Linked DNA regions of Mus musculus: region 2 is linked to region 1. A link is a contact called in ENCODE Hi-C or POLR2A ChIA-PET data. All regions are on one chromosome and are shown on one strand. Each heading gives the region's core, a stretch centred on a gene start or an enhancer-like site at or near the end of the contact. The rest is flanking DNA. Distances are from core to core; before and after follow the strand shown. Region 1 holds the start of Klf2 (Kruppel-like factor 2 (lung)). Region 2 overlaps Eps15l1 (epidermal growth factor receptor pathway substrate 15-like 1).

Evidence for each region. A loop is a pair of places that touch in the nucleus more often than their neighbours do. ChIA-PET counts read pairs that join two places held with the same protein, here RNA polymerase II (POLR2A).
Region 2: a map of heart shows a loop between it and region 1 (2.0-fold over the local background). The contact joins the enhancer-like site here to the promoter of Klf2 in region 1. A Hi-C loop is called at or near these places in 14 of 37 maps with a recorded cell type or tissue (T-helper 17 cell, gastrocnemius, heart and 4 more). POLR2A ChIA-PET finds 5 or more read pairs at or near these places in 4 of 5 experiments (Patski and embryonic stem cell).

The regions. Positions count from the first base shown.
Region 1 is chr8:72,316,777-72,323,188 of GRCm38, reverse strand. It overlaps Klf2 (Kruppel-like factor 2 (lung)), which reads right to left and starts at 4,127. Exons shown (of 3, transcript NM_008452.2): 1 at 4,040-4,127; 2 at 2,947-3,763; 3 at 1,535-2,445. The coding sequence starts at 4,111. The coding sequence ends at 2,270.
Region 2 is chr8:72,350,729-72,357,140 of GRCm38, reverse strand. All of the region lies in intron 22 of Eps15l1 (epidermal growth factor receptor pathway substrate 15-like 1), which reads left to right. Among named protein-coding and RNA genes, the nearest start is that of Klf2, 35 kb to the right of the region's middle. Within about 2 kb of position 3,545, at least 1 of the 3 ENCODE cell types and tissues checked has a DNase peak (open chromatin) inside an H3K27ac peak, as active enhancers do; it is heart, where a contact is called at or near this core.

The sequences.
Region 1 (6,412 bases), core at 2,878-5,377:
AGAAGTGTTCTCCAAGAAAAAGTACTGACTCTACCCTGGGCTGGGGACAGCAATGTAGTACATTTGAAACCAACCTGGGCTACCTGAAAGCAAAAAAGGAAAATGGTTCGTGGCTCTAGTTTGAGGCAGCTTTCCTGGGAAGGCTGCAGGTAGTTAGTTACATGCTGAGGGTGTGGCTCAGAGGCAGATCAAGCTCTGCCCCAGCAAAGCAAGCCAAATCAACAAAACCCAGATGATTAAATCATAGCAGCACGGTGGTGCAGTCCGGGCCACGATTCTGGCACTACCAAACAGAAACAAACACGAACTCTCTTTGAGAGCTTTCTTTTCCCCAGGACAAGCTCCAGCAAGGAACTCTGCTCCCGCTCCTGGTCTGGCTGAGAGGCCACCTTGAGACTCTGGAGTTTTGCAGAAGTGGTCCGCAAAGGGCAAAGAGCTCACCCACCCTCCCTCTGCAGCGGAAGTGAGCCTCAGTATTTACTTTCAAAATATGAATCACATTATCATCATTTCTGCTTTTCACAGATTACCAAAGAGTTGTCAGCTGTTTCCAAGGTCGCCGTGGGAGGGGGAGGATGGAGAGATGGAGGAAATCCCTGCTGCTGTCGCAACTGGGGTGAGAGTGCTTTAAAACTGGGCTCTACCTAAGGGTTTTCACTTTCTGGAAGTAACTTGGGCAATTGTCAGTAGCCATAGTTACTGGGGCCCAGGGTAGAAGCACCTACTAATGAAAGGGAGACTAGGGTAGGCTGGATGCCCACAGGCATTGCAGTTCTCCACACAACCCAGATGGGTGACTACAAAACCACCACCACCACCACCACCACCACCACTGTGCCCCAGGCATGAGGGACATGTCACCCCAGCCTATCCAAAATAACGAAAAGCAAAGTCAGGTGCCACAAGTCGCCATGCTCACATGTGACCATTCTCTGTGGTGAGACCAAGAGGCAGCTCAACTGGGTAAGGATCCCAGCAGCCATGCTGATGAAAGGCCAGAGCTGAATCCCAGGAGCTACAGAGCAGAGCAACTCTCGAAGTTGTCCTCTGGTGTCCACATTACACGGCTACCTACGCAACTCTTCAAAACACAGAATAAATGCAGTACAAAAAGGAGGGAAAGCCCCTGAAAATGAAAGGCAAAAAGCTTATACCATGGGTTTTACCCCTATAAAAAGACCAATACCAATATCTGAGAGGCAGCCGCAAAGCGATCTGGTTTGTGCTAGCTTAGTATGCGTATTTAAAAAAAAGAAATGAGCAGAGGGGAGGGCCTGCCTTTAGTTCCAGCACTCAGGAGGCAGAGGTAGCTGGATCTGTGAGTTCTAGGCCAGCCTGAGTTCCAGAACAGTCAGGGCTACAGAGAAACCCTGCTGGAAACACACACCCACCCATACATTTACCCACACACACACACACACGCTCGAGAGCGTGCGCGCGCGCGCACACACACACACACACACACACACACACACACGTGCGCTCGCCAAAACACCTGCACGCTCCATAAGTTTGGCTAAACCCCAAGATGGTACCAGGAAAAGGTTTTTAATTTTCTTTTCTATTTTTCTTTCTAAAAAAAGGAATGGTCAGCCACATCAGTGGAGCCAAGGCTTTTCCCACTTGGGATACAGGGGGTGGGGGTGGGGCAAATTATGGCTCAAAGTAGCAGACTTAAAAATAACCTGTGCTCAATCCTAAAACACCATGTTTACATTTATAGCGAACCCACAGGCCTTGGCAGCTGGGGGCTGCAGCTGGTGACCTTGGCCACAGGCACTGACTGCTCCCTGTCCCCTCAGGACCTACCCTATCCCCAGCCACACCACTACCGTGATTCCTCCAAAGATCCAAAACTTTAATTAAAAAAAAGTCGTATAAAAACGAAGCAGGCGGCAGAGATGCCATCGTCTCCCTTATAGAAATACAATCGGTCATAGTCTTATATACAATATTATAAAAACGTTGGGGACAGTAAACTCAAAGGCATTTCTCACAAGGCATCTAGCCTCGATCCTCTAGTGGGGACCCGAGGGAAATAAGTCAATTATTGCACCATTTTGAAAACATTCTTCACAGACTCCTGTCTTCTTTCCTGGGGCCTTCAGTCACTGTGGGGGCCAGAACTGGTGGCAGAGTCATTTTCCTGTGGCCACACTTGTCCGGCTCTGTCCTAAGGTCCAATAAATAGCAGTCTGTTTGCAAGGGGACCGTGCCCCGCGCGTGGAACCTGCCACAGTCGCGCATGGGCTAGCCGAGTCGACCCAGGCTACATGTGTCGCTTCATGTGCAAGGCCAGGTGGTCGGACCTGGAGAAGGCCCGGTCGCACAAGTGGCACTGAAAGGGTCTGTGACCTGTGTGCTTTCGGTAGTGGCGGGTAAGCTCGTCAGAGCGCGCGAACTTCCAGCCGCATCCTTCCCAGTTGCAATGATAAGGCTTCTCACCTGCATCAGAGAGGAATGACATTGAGCCTCAATTTCCCCGAAAGCCTGCTCTGGGCACCCTGCACCGGATAGCACTGCCCTCTCCCTCTCATCTCCATCCCACATCTAATCTAAACAGAGAACCTTGGGCTCCTGAAGCTGACCACTAGCAGGCTCAGGTGCATTCCTCCCCTAACATTCTGAGATTAGGTCTGAATTCCTGATTCTTCTGCTCAGTACTGAGATGACAGGCTCAGGCCACCATGCCAAACTTTATATGCAGTGCTAAGCCCCAGCCCAGCCCTCCACAGCTTCTTAATTATGTCCCGAATTCTTGAGACCTGAGTCCCTCGGAGCCAACCCATTAAACTGCCACACCCCCTTGGCAGTGTCATAGACTCTGGGGACAGTATCCATTTCCCTTCTGGAGGATGGACAGGGTCTTCCTCTGTAACCTAGCCTGTTCCTGAACTCGCGGCCATCCCCCTGCCGCAGATCCCGGGAATGAGGCCAGGCGCCCACCTGTGTGTGTACGCAGATGCGCCTTTAGGTGCGAGCTCTTGGTGTAGGTCTTGCCGCAGTTGGTGTAGCTGCAAGTATGTGTGGCGGCGCGCTTGCGGGGCCAGGAGCGGCGGCCGCGTTTGGGCTTGGCCTCCAGCAGCTCCAGCGGGGACGAGGGCGGCGTGAGGAGACCGCGCGTGGCAGGTGGAGCCAAGCCCAGCGCCGCCGCCGCTGCCGCCGCGTCCTCGAAAAGACCGAAGGCGCCAGGCGCGGGAGGCCCGTAGTGCAACGCGGGGCCGGGACCGCCGAAGCTGGGGCCGGGACCGAAGGGCGGCGGGAACGGGTTGCGGGGACCGGACGCCGGGATGCGCAGGGGGCCGTCGGGGCTGAGCGGCGGCGTGTCCGGGGGCGGCGGGGGGCGGCCGGCGGGACCCCGCATGCATGCACCTGTCGCTCCTGGGGCGCCCTCGAGCTTCAGCCCGCGCGGTCCGTGGGCCAGGCCCGGAGCGCAGCCGTAGCCGCCGCCGTCCACCTCGGGGGGCTCGGCCTTCACTAGCCGCCCGGGAGGCGCGAGGAGGAAGCGGCCGTGCAGAGCCGGCCCCTGAGGCGGGTCCAGGTCGGGGCGCAGCAGCTCTGTTCCCAGGCTGGCCGCGGGGATGCTGTAGGGCGGCGGAGCACCCGGCTCCGGGTAGTAGAAGGCAGGCGGCGGGGGCTGCGGCGGGGGCTCGGGAGGATTTTCGGCGCCCAGACCGTCCAATCCCATGGAGAGGATGAAGTCCAACACGTTGTTTAGGTCCTCATCCGTGCCGCCCGCCTCGGGTTCATTTCGCGGCCAGCGCTGCAGGAGACAGGGCGCGGGACGTGAGTGGGGGTGCCTCCTGCTACCCTGCACCCCAAAGTCTAACAACTAGGCCCTCAAGATCTGCACCCGGTGCACGGCATCCCTTCAGCGCGCGTGTCCTCAGTCCCTGCACCCACCTCCTGTCCCACAGCCTGAAGTCTAACTCCCTGAGGCGGTCAGCACCCTGGACCTTGTCATCTCCAGTACTGGCTCCTGCACCCTGTAGCCTGGTACCTTGCTACCCCGCCGCCCGCGGACCCTCGCTGCCCTCACCTCCTGGAGGCCGCGCTCGCACGGGCTGGCGAAAGTGGCAAAGGACGGCAAGATAGGCTCGCTGAGCGCCATGGCAGGGACTGTGTGTGCTGTGGCCCGGCCCACCCAGGCCTTATAGGCGCGGCAGGCACAGAGGGCCGGGCTAGGAGGCGTCGACGGAAACGCGTCCCGGATGGGGACGAGCTCCGGGCTCAGCCTAAATTTAGCCGCGGTATATAAGCCTGGCGGTGGTGGCTGTGGCGGCTACTGCGGGAGCCCGGACTGCGCTCCTCAAGCCCCGCCCCCGCGGCCGGGCCCCGCCCCCGACCGTCCCTATGGCGACGGCGTCAACAAACCAGGCACAACAGCATAGTTAGCGCGCGCGGGGGGCGGGGGAGGGGGTGGCACCTGGGACTCCGCGGGGAACACGGGTGACGAGGCTTTCCCGGTATCTCCCCAGCCTCAAGCCCCTGGAAACCTGGACCGATGCATGGGGAGTCTGGGGTCACAGTGCTCACCCAGGGAACGCTCTGTGAAATCTTTGTTTAAGCTACCTTGGAAGCTAAGACAAGAAGGATGAAGTTTGGGGCCTGCCTAGAAGGGAGTTGAGGCCAGCCTGGAGCATCGTAGCCCCCTTAATACACACACACACACACACACACACACACACACACACAGAGGGAGAGAGATAGACACAGAGAGAGAAAGAGAGAGAGAGGGAGAGAGAGAGAGAGAGAGAGAGAGAGAGAGATGGGAGGGAGGGAGGGAGGGAGGGAGGGAGGGAGGGAGGGAGGGAGGGAGGGAGGGAGGGAGGGAGGGAGGGAGGGAGGGAAGGAGACACACACACACACACAGAGGCAGACACCATGGCATGGTGGTATATGCTTGTCTTCAGAACATTTAGGAGGTTGAAAGCATTAGGTTCAAGGCCCCTTTGGCTACAAGAGACCGTGTCTTAAAAAAGAAGCAAACACTAGAGGCAGGCATGATGGCTTAGTGTCTGCTTACAAGCCTCATCCAAGGAGCTCAGTTCCCAAAAGGGGGAGAGAATCCGTTCCCATAAGTTGTCCTTAGACCTCACAGTGCACTGGCGCACGTGCAAATACACAATAGCATGTAATAATTACAATTTACACTAGATACATAAATACAGTACTGAGTCTCTGGGACCTTTCACCTCCCACAAACATACACCTCACATAAATCCTTCTAGTGCAGGGAAGAGCTGTTGTCTGACTGTCAAGACTTGCAAGGGATACTCAGTGGGGGATGGGCACATCAAATAAATATGCATAATACCCAAGGGGCCTAAACAGAAAAAAAAAAGGAACAGTGGAAGAGGAGGAAGTATGTGGTGAGCCTGGGGAAGGACATTGGTGCAATTTTGACCTTAACCCCGGAGGCAAACATTGAGGTAAGCTCTGGAGAAAGCAAGAGGGTAATAGAGAGAGGGAGGGCATTGAAGCTGTGACCTGAAACCAGGAGGCTGAGGGGTGCAGTCAAGCTTGTGTAGTTGGGTGCAGTGATTCCAGCAGGAATAGGGGGTGGCAGATTCCACACCCAGCCCCTTGTCCACTTCTGTGACTTTGGAGCAGAAACATTGGCGAACTACAGACACTGGTCTGTAACATCAGCCCCAACTGTCCACAGGTCCTTTCCACAAAACATCAAAGTAGAGAGATCACACACTCATGGAGGCAGAATGTGAGGCTGAAACACTGGCTTGGTTAAGGAAGATCTAACAAGTCCTCTAGGACCGGGGACCCACCTCAGCCTGTCACCACAGAGCGGGGAATACCATGTGTGTTTCACATGGAGCAAAAGTGAGCCATGTGGTGTATTCAGATCTGAACAACACCCTGAGTGTGTGTGTCTCAGTTTCCCGTTACTAAGGAACAAATGATAAGATTTGGGTCATTTCCCAACGTTAAGGATTCTGGAGGAGGGAGTTCTGTTTTTATTTGCAGTGTGTGTGTAATAGGTTTTTCTTATATCTTATAGTCTTTTCTTATATAGTCCAGGATGGCCATCTTCCTGCCTCTGCCTCCAAAGTGCTGGTATAACAGGCCACACCTGCCGGGCGTGTTGGCGCACGCCTTTAATCGCAGCACTTGGGAGGCAGAGGCAGGTGGATTTCTGAGTTCGAGGCCAGCCTGGTCTACAAAGTAAATTCCTGGACAGCCAGGGCTACACAAGAAACCCTGTCTCAAAAAAAACAAAAAAACAAAAAACAAAAAACAAAAACAAAAAGACTGGCCACCACACCACCTGTCCTGGGGATCAGTAGGGGACTGAGTCTGAACACAGGAAGTTTTTTTTTTTTTTTTTAATCATTCCTAATTAACACAAAGTAACATGACAGCCAAATCTGTTCTGTGGTGTTGGGTATAACCC
Region 2 (6,412 bases), core at 2,296-4,795, 35 kb before region 1:
ATATTTATTTATGTATAGGAGTATACCGTAACTGTCTTCAGACACAGAAGAGGGCATCAGATCCCATTACAGATGGTTGTGAGCCACCATGTGGTTGCTGGGAATTGAACTCAGGACCTTTGGAAGAGCAATCAGTGCTCTTAACTGCTGGGCCATCTCTCCAGCCCGTCACATGTGTGTTTCATCACTCAAGGCTCACATGGACCTTGAAAGCAAAGGCTTGAACATGTCTGCACCTGTGTACATGTTTGCATATGTGCTCATGGTGCCAAATGTTTGAGTGTCAAATGAGAATTCATTCCCCTAGTATGCCACACTGCCTGTGTCAGGTGTACAGTCATTCATTTGCATGTGTTCTCATGGAGACACACACCACCACCCCATACATCGTTCCATGTCCTTCTGTTTTGTCTGCTTCTCGTGCTAGATTTATAGAGTAAGGACAGCCTGTAAAATGCTGAGAAAGCCCTCAGTGGCATCAGAGCCAAGTCTCTCAAGAATAGGACCAGGTTGGGACCTCAGGGCCATCAGCCAGCCCTGTCTGAGGCTCTCTGGACCTGACTTATTAATGATGCAGAGCTGGGCTCTGCCACAGCCATTATGACCTTGGGAGGCCTGAAGCAACTGTTATCTCTTCCTTTGCTAGTGAGACCATGAGATCCATGGAGCAGGCAATATGATGCCCACTTACCACAGAGGAAGGTGGGCATGTGGGCCACCCAGACTCACAGGGAAGATAGCATCTGCACTAGGCCTTGGCCCCCCACTCTGCCCACTACTTGTCTCTGTTACTTGCCACTTGCTCGTACATCAGCAATCAGGAGAACCTAGCCAGGAGAGTCCTCATCCTGAGAACTGTGGCTTTCGTACATTCTAACCCATGAGCAGAGCACCTGTGGGCCTAAGCATTTCTTATTCACTCTACCCAGAAGCAGCAGCTGGAGAGAAAGGCACGGTTGTGTACACACTGCTGGGTGGTACGTACAGATGTGTGGTGGATGCATGTCAGCCCAGCATCCCATGCTGTTGATCTTATCTTAGTCTCTAACTATACAGGTACCACATGGTACCTGTGCACAGCTCAGGACCCTCCCCTGCCTCAGCTGACCTATTAATTAGCCCTGTTTGATGGGAAAGCATTTGGCTCTTTGCCCCAGCTCCCTGGTTCATGCATGGATTTGGAGCATAGCCGTGCACTTCCTCTGCCCCTGACCCATCCTTATCACACCACAGCCACTCACCCAGGTTCCCAGGGCAACAGTGCACATTGACCAGCTCCACCGCTACACTCGCTCAGAAGCCAAAGTGGAAACTTTATCTTATTTTATGGTGTTTGAGACAGGATCTCTATGGTGACTGGGAACTCAACCATCCTCCTGCCCCATTATACACTGTTTTTGGATGGTGGTTTTCTGCCTACCCAATTTCCATTGGGGAAAACCATATGACCAGTGTACAGCAATAAATACCTTTAGCTGGTCACACCCCATTGCTCAGTCCCTTGGGATGTCAGACAGATGTGGAACTCTGCAGTGGGCTGGTCCCAGCATGGCTAGGAGGAGATAGATGAGGTGAGGGTGCCTGCCCAAGGACCTCCAGGGATGGTCGGCCTTCTGATGGAGAAAGCATGCCACAGTGCTTCCCAAGACATGCTTTACCTGGCTCAGGAGTCAGGAGAGACAGTGGCTTCTCTGCAGTCCTGCTGCCCTGCATGTGAGAGAGCTCTTAGGCCACCACCTTCCTACCTGGGCTTTTCTAACCTGAAGGAGCTAGTGGGCTCTGGGCTACCTATCCAACTCTAAGGGGTTGTTCAGTCAGGCTGCTTTGGGGAATGTGAAGGCCCCAGGCAGATGTCCCTGGGCAGCCCTGAGTCCAAGATGTCAGTAAAGCACTTGGCATGGTGGTGTTGTGTGGGATCTGTATTGTATTATGTGTTCACCCCCCACAGCCACCTGTGTCACCTGGGCCTGACCCAGATGAGGTGACAATTCAGAAAAATGTCTTCTGTTGAAAAGTGTTGATGTTTAAGGTGTCAAATTTAAAGCCAGCCCTGGGTCCCCTGAGAATCATTACCCAGGATGAGTGTCAGTGTGGGCCTGGGGTTATACACTACTCTGCTGTTGTGTTCTATCTTGGAGTTCAGTCTCTGCTCTCACAGAGATCAGTTTGGTCTGTCGAATAGTCTCCCTAAGCATCTGGACAGTCACTGCTGCTGGTAGCAGCTGAGGTGGCTAGCAGCTTGATGCTAAGGGTATAGTTTTCTCCTTGAAGCTTCAGAGTGTGAGCCTTAGGCTGCTGGGATGTGCACAGAAATTGGATGTCTTGAAAGCTCTACATTCTCCTGCCTGGAGATCTTTTCTAGAAAGGTCCATCAATGTATTAAATAACCTGCAGGTGTCTGGGACTGAAGCAGTTGATTGCTTTCAGACACATGCAAAACAGCCCTGAAACACGCCAGTTGGAGTGAGCACACGCCTCCCTCAGGTAAACAGTGGTGTATTTTCTTCAACGGACGGAGATGGAGATCAGTCAGAACTCACCGCTGAAGTTTCTAGGTAAAAGTTGTTGATTTGCAAAGAGAGAAACAGATTTTTTTAAGCTCAGGAAACGGCTGTGTGGGCGTCAGTGATTGGGTTGCCTGAGATAGCGGGATCCTGGCGGGCCCCACCCTGCCACTTCCTGCCAGCGCTGCCCTGCGGCTCCCAGCAGAGCCTACCCGCTGCCCCAGTGACACCCACTCACCAGCCAGTCACCTTTAACCTCTCCCTAAGTTAATGATCATCTTTATAACTACTCATGACCTCTCCACCCCATCTGCAAGGCCAGATGTCCTACAGGAGGAAGATTTTGGCAGCTTTTTTTTTCCCTTTCCCACAGCACCACTGAGAGTGCTTGTGTTAGTGAGCAGCCCATTCCCAAGCTACATAAGAATGGTCTAGCCTGTGTATTGAATTCCTCCGCAAAAAGTCATTCTCCTCGAGCAGAAAAGTCCTCCCCCACCCACATGCTATCTATGCAGAATGGCCAAGGCTTTCTCACAGGGTCAGCAGGGTACAGGCACAGGGAATATTTAGGATTGTAAGCAGCCCAATCCTGTGAACTTTCAGCCTTTCTGTGAGATCCCAGGAAGAGGATGGAACCTGCGGGTCAGGGCCCTGGTGCTGCTGGCTGTCCTGTCTATGCCCAAGCCCCTTGTTACTTCGTATTGTCAAATGGCATCACTGTCTGAGCCTGTGGTTAGCACCTCTGCCCTGAATATAACTACTTTAATTCCGTTCCCACGATGGTGGCAAAGAGATAATGCGCTGGGTACACTGGAGAGTATAGAAAGGAATGTACTTGTTCCATTTCAGGAAGGTTCTGGTGTTCGCTAGCAGCCAGGATGGCCGGAAGGCATTGAAGCAGCCCCCAGCCCCCACACACTCAGGGCACTCACTGCTCTGCTGTTGCTATGGCACCCTGGAGGGTCTGTCCCAGGGCTCGGGATAACCAGTGGCTGCTGTAGATCTATGCTGGCTGAGGGAGGGAGGCACCCATATACTGTATGGGTTTGCCTTCCCAGGCGGTGGAGGAACCCATGCTAATCCAGCTGGTTTCAGCAGCCTGAGGCCGGCTGTTGTTGAGGGAAGATTTGGCAGAACAGTTTGAAAATAGAAATAGTGCCTACCTCAGCACACCCACCCTTTTGCACTCAGCAAGGTGGATCCAGTGGGTGTCCTGTGGCCTGATATTCATTAACGAGTAAATGCCTCACCAGAGGTGGGTCACAATCTGGACAGTGGAGGTTCTGGGGGACCTGCAGGATGTAAGCCCAGAAAGACTGGGCCTTCCTACCGGGCCTCTGTGGTAGTAAGTGGGTGGGAACAACTCCCAGGCCCTCACTTGGCTGAAGGTCCACTCTTTGATCACCTAAAGGACTCAGGCCAGGTCTCTAGGTATATAAATGATTGACACATCACCCCTGTAGTGAGCTCAGTATAGTAGCTCACGCTTGTGGTCAGTAGAGAGCCAAGTAGGAAACCCCTCCCCCAAGTCTACATGGTCCTGTCCAGGCCTGTGACCCTTTCCACCACGGGGCACACATTCCCACTGCAGACATCACAGTCTGTGGTGACTTTATAAATGTGCCAAAGTGTCTACCTGCCCATTGTAGAGGTACCGTTCTGTTTATGTTTGCACCCTGTAGGGAGGACAAAAGTGGGAGGTCCTGGCAGCCCCCGTGGCTGTGCATGGCAAGCACCTAGGACTCCCTCCACTGTCTGGCTTCTGTGTAGATACCATCTCCCTGTGCACCCACTTGAACAGAAGGATTGTGGCAAAGGTGCTACTGGAGAACAAGTGGGAGATCTGTCAATCTTTTGCACAATGAAGACTTACAGGTGCACGGCCTGGTGGTTCATGCCTGTGATCCCAGCACATGGGGGCTGCAGAGTGAAGCCTGTCTCAGAGCACAGTTCATGTCAGCCTTGCCCATGCCTATTTTCTTCTGCAGGCTAATGTCCTTCATCAGTTCTTCATCAGAGATCATAGCAGCCTTGTGTGAAAACGGAAAGAAAGTTGTCTTCCTCACTTCAAATCCATGTGTCCTTTGTGGACCCAGAGCAAGTGGCCACTAGATTCCCTTGCCATGGAGGAGTGACATCTTTGTCTACCGGCCTGCCAGCCCCAGAGTTTCCCATGGCCCCTGCCCACTTGACAGCAGGCGAACATAGTGCCAGCATAGGTAGAGATAACAAATATTTGTTCAGCTTTTCCCCTCAGCTCAGACCCAAACCTCATCCTGTCCCCTCCAATGTGCCAAGCTGGTCTTCTCAAAAATTGGTAAATATTTTTGGTGGAAAATGTCAGCACCATGATGTGATCTGGGACCTCAGACATCTATCACCTGGGCTGCACTGCTCTGCTGTGTTCCAACCTACCTAGTCTTCAGGACCCCTGCCTGCAGGCCCTCAGTGGCCTGGCCAACAGGCTTCCAGAACAAGTCATCGGGAGGATGGAGGTGTGGGCAAAAAGGATTCCTTTCACATGACAGTTGAAAGTTTGAGTCAGGCAATCTGATTTTTCTCTTCTCTGCCATCACTTACTCTTATTTTGCTGTTCCACTAGGGCAGAATGGATTGAGGTCCCTAGTGACCTCTTGATGTCCCTGTCCCGTGTATGTCCCTCGTCCAGTTCCCATCAGAAACCTGATGTATAAGCAACTGGTACTGTTCTGTTGAGAGTAAAATCACTGACAGTGTGTGTCCTCTGGGACACCTAACAGTTCTGTGGTGCCCGTGTCAGGGTGCACAGCAGTGTGGGAGAGTCCTGGGTTGCAGAGGATAGTGGCTAGGGTGGGGCAGCTGCCCTGACCACAAAGCTTTAGTCTTTGTTTTTCTGGTTGTCTTTTGGGGGGTGTTTTTCCTGTATTTATCTCCCATCTGCAGAGCTGCATTTTTTTTTTTAAGTACAGCAATGAATTGTGTCAACAGAACTCGAAGTCTGACAAGAGCAAGCGCATGCTCTCTCTTGGTTGTATTTTGTTTTATTTGCATTTCCACATACACCCCCTCCCAAGTATAGCAAAATCTCTCACACTGTACCCCAGGCTGGCTTGCTCAGAACTCACAATCCCCTTTCGTCAGCCTTCGGGGTACTGAGGTTAGAGCTGTGCACCATTCCTTATATATGTGGTGCTGGGTGGAGCCCAGGACTCCCTGTTCTCCAAACATGTTGAGTGTTCTAACATGTGGGTCCCCAGTCCTGACATTTGATATTCTTGGTAATCAGATTTCTAAGAACCCTGCACCCCAGGTCTCTGACTGTCCTCCTGCATCAGCTTCTTGAATGGAGAGACTACCCTCTCGAAGCTGACTATTGGCAGTTCCGATACATTTCCCAAGCCTGGCTCTTGGCAATTCCAATACATTGTCCAAGCCTGGCTCTGGGAATTGCTCAGGGGAATCCCTGAAAAGCAAGCTGGGAAAGAGATAGGCACCTTCCTCCCCCATAGTCTCTGGGTGTGCTGCCTCTATTGCTGAGGAGATAAATAGCCTAGGAAACCAGAGAAATAGAAAAATTAAAGAAATTCCTACCAGGGTGGGGCCGGCCACTGAGTAAGGTTTTTTTTTTTTTTTTTTTTTTTTTTTTTTTTTTTAGCAGAGTACGCTGTGGTAAACCATGGAGTTCGTGTTGTTTTTGCCGAAGTCAGTGCTGTGTGTGGTTTCGGTACACCGCTCGGGCGGCTGTTGAAACTGCTGTGGTTTCCACATAAGGCCTACTGTGCCTCTCCAGTCCCTCAGCTAGTGCACTGGGGGCATGGGCCAGGGGTGCCATGCCCACTATGAGCACCAGCCTGCAAAGTTTTTGTGTAACTTTTTTGTTGTTTGTTATTGTGAGAGGGCTCTCACTAGCTGTCTCAGAGCCAGTCCCT